Linked DNA regions of Homo sapiens: region 1 is linked to region 2. A link is a loop called in an ENCODE intact Hi-C map of the cell type or tissue named here. Cell type or tissue: PC-9. All regions are shown on one strand. Each heading gives the region's core, and the rest is flanking DNA. Links, peaks and the distances in the headings are about the cores only. Region 1 has its middle 13 kb from the start of SETMAR. Region 2 overlaps ITPR1 (inositol 1,4,5-trisphosphate receptor type 1).

The links. A loop is a pair of places that touch in the nucleus more often than their neighbours do. Peaks named below come from ENCODE experiments on the same cell type or tissue, not always from the same donor. Only the 100,000 strongest peaks of a DNase experiment are listed, where the experiment ranks them.
Region 1: a loop joins it to region 2, with 13 times the contacts of the local background. A loop is called at or near these places in 5 of 110 quality-filtered maps.

What each region holds. Positions count from the first base shown.
Region 1 is chr3:4,288,756-4,291,573 of GRCh38, reverse strand. It overlaps a transcript of SUMF1 not described here. Among named protein-coding and RNA genes, the nearest start is that of SETMAR, 13 kb to the left of the region's middle. In PC-9, for the core only: CTCF peaks have their summits at 892 and 1,093; no DNase peak of the experiment used is centred there.
Region 2 is chr3:4,632,481-4,635,298 of GRCh38, reverse strand. All of the region lies in intron 5 of ITPR1 (inositol 1,4,5-trisphosphate receptor type 1), which reads right to left. Among named protein-coding and RNA genes, the nearest start is that of EGOT, 120 kb to the left of the region's middle. In PC-9, for the core only: a CTCF peak has its summit at 1,742 (motif pointing right); a DNase peak (open chromatin) is centred at 1,738.

The DNA.
Region 1 (2,818 bases), core at 65-2,564, 340 kb after region 2:
GTATAAAATCCTTATTCACTAAACATGAAACCAAGTTATCTATTATTCACTGCAAACCTTTTCTGGAACAAAGTGAGGCATAAATTATTTATTTTGCATTATGAAATAAAGTGGTAAAAAGAAGGAGAGAGGAAGGCACTTTAGAGTGAGTAAAAATGGAAGAGAAATGCAGGAGACAAGGAGAGAGAGCAGAGATGAGGGGGAGAGAGAGATGGATTTCAAGCAGGAATAAGATGGGAGTCAGGGCAAGCGAAAATATCTGGATTATTTATAATTAAAGAGTTTATGTCTCCTATAATGATCTGGCCTATTGTTAAGCTGGGACTACCATCAGTGTTAACATATCTGAAAATTTCTCATTGAAATTCTTGATTGTCATTTAACAATTGAATGTTTTGAGGATCTGCTACTTGCAGTGCACCATGATAGAGTTATCGGGAATAGTTATTATAATATTTGGCGGACACATACTATGTGCCCGACATTAGACAAAACATTTTATGTGGGTTCTTTTATCCTTAAAAGAGTCCTGTGAGGTAGGCAGTATCACTACCTCTCCTCACTACATATTACTGTAGAGACAATGAGATATGAAGAAGTTAAAGTTGGTCAACAAAGTTTTACAAGTGTTCGGATTTACAGTTGTTTTTTTTCCTGACTTCCATTTTGTAAATGCACCTACCATGGCTAATTTCAAGCTACCAACACTTTAACAACCAGCTTGCAAGCTTTCTGAATGTTAAGCTATTGATGAGAGTAGGTATGAACTGGCTTCAGTACACGTCTGAAGGTGACTGTCCACATATCCTCAAAATACCTACAGTCTAGCAGGGGAGATAAGACTATACAATATGAAGTAGAAAATAAGAAGAACCAGATAAGGCAGCATGGAAATTTAGAGAAGAGATAAGTTTGATTTAGAAGGTTCTATGAGGGGGACATTTAAACTGTATTTTGAGGAGCGGGTAGTATTTGAAGATGTAGATTTGGGGCAGAAGACCTGGAGGGGAAGGGAAAAGCATGAACAGCTGATGTTCCATGTTACCTTCTCGTTCTTAAAATGTGCTTTGGCTCTGTAGCAGCAATACCCTTACGGTCCACAAGGTGGTGTGATAACCCTATCCTTTTGTCCATTTAATTACAAATGATAAAATACCCATTTTGCATAAACTGGACAAGAAGTTTTTACTCTGTTGAAAATGAGGAAAGAGTTAAAAAATGTTTGTAGCAAATTGTGATGAGAAAATTCAGATAAACGTTTTCCTTTGCTGTGATTTGTTTAGACTCACATTTACACAATCTAAGAGAAATTTATGTTCAAGTTATAACGAGTACATAGGCAGTTGTAAAATGACTGAGTGAATATGTTTGACAAAAGATGGAAAATACTGTCTAAAGATGCTAAACTTGGGAATGTGTTTTATTTGTCTGAGAGTTAAAAATTGGGTATGTCTTTTAAGTTTCATTGTGATTAAAAAACCAACCCAGCATAATTTAAATTCATTCACCAGATTGAATGGCTACAGTGTGCCACTCATTATGCCATGTGTGATTTGCCTATTATGCCTTATACCTGGATCTCATATCTAGATCTGCCAATAGTTGCAAAAATGCAACTTAATCAATTATGGAAGACGTTTTGAAATGTTTTGTTGTTTTTGTTGATAACACAATTTATTTGATGCTAGAGTCATTCATAATAAAGAAAGGTTTATTTTTAGCATTTGTTCATGTAGTTATTCAGCGTGTTTATTAAGTACCAACTGTGTGTTGGCCATTGTGCTAGGTGCTATTTTAAATGGTCGTTTAGTTTACAGAGTGCTCTAGCTAGAAACCCTACAACCAGATGCTTTACCCCTTCTGGATGATAGCAACAAAGAAAATGGGTTTAAATTAAGAGAAGGTAGATCCAGTTGACAAAAGGAAAAGAGTACTGTAATGGGTGATGGAGGGTGAGTATGGAGGGGGTTCCTTGTAGGAAATCTATAAGAACAGAATTGATATAATTAAGATATATACTTGCTTGAAGGCAAGGGCTTAAGCTCTGACTCATAGAGCTTCCTATCTTATTTTAGGTCTCTAATTGCTAGTGTAGTAATGTAAGAACACCCTTCAACAGACAGTCTATGTGTGACCGATTTACACCACACTGGCCCAGTGCGGTTCCTTGCTCTTTGGAGCCTCTTTCCTCACCCATAAAATGAGGTTGATAATGCCAGTCTCATAGGATTGTCCTGGAGATTTAACTGAGCAGGAAATACAGGATTTATTTTGGAGTCAGCTTTGTAAGTGCTAAGAGAAGGAGGAGATCCTTGGATTCTTGCTCCTCCCCAAGTGGGACTATCTTGGCCTCCAGCTGCTCTTTCACCTCCAGTCTGAGTTTCTCAGGCTTCCTTTCTGTCACTATCTTCCCCATTTTCCCGAAACCTCGTAGTTGCTTTCAGTGTTGTTCAGTTCTGGTTTGGCTGGGATAGGGTTTAAAATAGCCCTCACTCTGAATGTGATGGCATTACTGCCCACCAGGAGCAAATTATGCTATGTACTGTAGCAGAAAAGGTTGTGTGATAATGAATAAAGAGATGGAGTTGGTAGAAAGAACAACACCACTGTGGGCTTGAGGTCCTTCTTGATTTTCATGGATAAAACAGTAAATAATAAGGAAGTTTAAGAGAACGTTGTGAAGTTCCGAAACCATCTTCCTTTGGGGGCAGAAATTAAATTGTATTTAGAAACAATGGAGGGCTTTGTAGGTTCAATTTTTTTTTTTTTCTAGACAGAGTCTCGCTCTGTTGTTCAGGCTGGAGTGCAAATGACACGA
Region 2 (2,818 bases), core at 272-2,771:
GATACTCAGGCAATATTGACCAAAAAACTTTTCACTCAACATAACATTGACTTAACAATTCCACTTCTAGGAGTTTCTCCTAAGAGGACAACCTGGCATATGCACAAGGCCATACAACTTTTTTCAGAATGGCAAATGTTGTCAAGATCCTGAATATCACTCCCTACCTAACGTCTGCCCATAGAGGCTGCTTATCTAAAATGACAGTACTGCCAAACAAGGAAGTAACCGTGTAGCCATTAAAAATGAGGATAGAGGCCAGGTACGGTGGCTCACGCCTGTAATCCTAGCACTTTGGAAGGCTGAGGCGGGCAGATCACCTGAAGTCAGGGGTTCAACACCAGCCTGGCCAACATGGCCAAACCCCGTTTCTACTAAAAATACCCCCAAAAATTAGCCAGGTGTGGTGGTGCATGCCTGTAATCCCAGCTACTCAGGAAGCTGAGGCAGGAGAATCACTTGAACCCAGGAGGTGGAGGTTGCAGTGAGCCAAGATCGCACCACTGTACTCCAGCCTGGGCAACAAGAAAGGGAAGTGAATAGCACACTCCTGTTGATACTTTAAAATGTGGAGACACAGGAACAGAATAGGGGGTAGGAGAGTAGGGAAAACATCAAAATAAAACCCAAGGTTATCTTTGAGGAACACAATTTACGAATCACATCAATTAATATTTTTTTGCTTTTCCTACTCACAGATTTTGGAATACTCCTCCTAAAATACAAGTGTGTAGTTTCTTCAAAAACACCTTCATCATGTCTCTGTGTCAGGTACTCTGAATTTTTTAAAGTCATGCCATGGCTCATGTCTGTAATCCTGGCACTTTGGGAGGCCGAGGTGGGTGGATTGCTTCAGCTCAGGAGTTCAAGACCAGCCTGGGCAATGTGGCAAAACCCCAACTCTTCAAAAAATACAAAAATTAGCCAGGCATGGTGGTGTGTGCCTGTGGTCCCAGCTACTGGGCAGGGAGGTGGGAGGATCACTTAAGCTCAGGAGGCTGAGGCTGCAGTGAGCCGGGAACATGTCACTGCACACCAGCGTGGGTGATAGAGTGGTGAGACTGTCTCAAAAAAAAAAGAAAAAGGCATCTTAAATGTGTTACCTTTTCATTACTTTAAAATCCTGATAATTTAAATATCTATTACTCTTTTCCCTTGAATAATGGGTTGCGGGCTGTTTTTAATTTCTAAGGGGAAAAAAAACACTCTATGAAATGGTTCCACCACTATTATTCACCATGTTCCCTAAGCAACATCAAGGTCTGCCCCATCATAGCCACCTGTTATTTTATTTCAGCAACAGAGAAACTATTATCGAATGACAATAGAAAGGTGACTGAAACAGTAAGGAAAGGTTATTTTGTTAAAGTCAACAAGCTCTGAATCATGTAATGCGATATTGAAGCAAGGCTTCTAAAAACAAGCAATGTAGTACCCAGACAATAAGGACCTGTCACTCCTCTAGCTCTTCCTAGCTGGTCAAAGCTGTGACTTAAGTAATCATTTCTCAGAACAAAACAATGTAGGTGCTTGTTTCAAGGTAACAGCTATGCTGCTGTCAGAAAACAGTAGTAATGGCCTTTAGAAGAAATTTATGTGATTTGCGGATGGGAAGAAGCTCATTTTGTCAAGAGACCCTTAGGAAAACATGACCAAGAGAGTCAAAATCCAGTTATTCCTGCAGAAGGAAAAAGCATAGACAGTATCCAGCCACTAGATGTCACTCTCCTTCAAAGTGCTGTTGATGTTGCTCATCCTAGTCAAAAGGAAGTCAAGTGGTCTAGACAACTAATTCCTTAAATGGCATTAATTTAAAATAGTCTGACTTCTGATTGGGGTGCTGCATAGTAGTTGAGAAAAATAAAAATGAAAACCCACTGGAGACTGGCCATCAGTTCCAAAGGCAAAGTGGCTGTCCAAAATACAACATCGTATTGGCTGGTGGGAATGTAAATTGAATGAAATATGTAGATAACTTTAAGACACTAGGGGGAAAAGTTCCAGCTAAGTAGGAAAGTAGGAACTGCAGAAAGTGAAGCACAAAGTCAACATTCAAGACCTGAGGCCGGGCCCAGTGGCTCATGCCTGTAATGTCAGCACTTTGGCAGGCCAAGGCAGGTGGATCATGAGTTCAGGAGATCGAGACCATCCTGGCCAAAATGGTGAAACCTCGTCTCTACTAAATACAAACAATTAGCCGGGCGTGGTGACGCACCCCTGAAGTCCCAGCTACTCAGGACGCTAAGGCAGGGAAATCGCTTGAACCCGGGAGGTGGAGGTTGCAGTGAGCTGAGATCGTGCCACTACACTCCAGCCTGGCAATAGAGCAAGACCCCATCTCAAAAAAAAAAAAAAAAAAAAAAAAAAAAGACCTGAAAGTCACATCAGTAATCTTAAATCAGGGAAAAGAACTGGCTTCCTTTTTTATTTTTTAAAAACATAAACAGCATGAGAGAGATTTCTGTTTTTCTCTTTTTTCTTTTTAATAAGGAGTTGACCATTTTTGATCACCTTATGATTGAACTTTTTTCAACCATGCTGTTTTCTTCACAGTTCATTCATAGGAAGGAGTGTCGAAAGGACTTGCTGATGAAACATAACATATAGAGCACAGGTTGCAAATGGGGCTGAAGAACCACATCCAGCCTGAGCCATTTCTTTTGGTGTTGAGTGTATATTTCAAGCCTTAATTGAATTAGTTCCCAACATCTTTTTAAAATTGAGATACTACACTAAAAGCATGGATTTTTATCTTCTCTTAAAAAGTGGAAGACGTGGCAGCAGCTCTCAGCCCACATTCCCAAGCAGTGACAGTAGG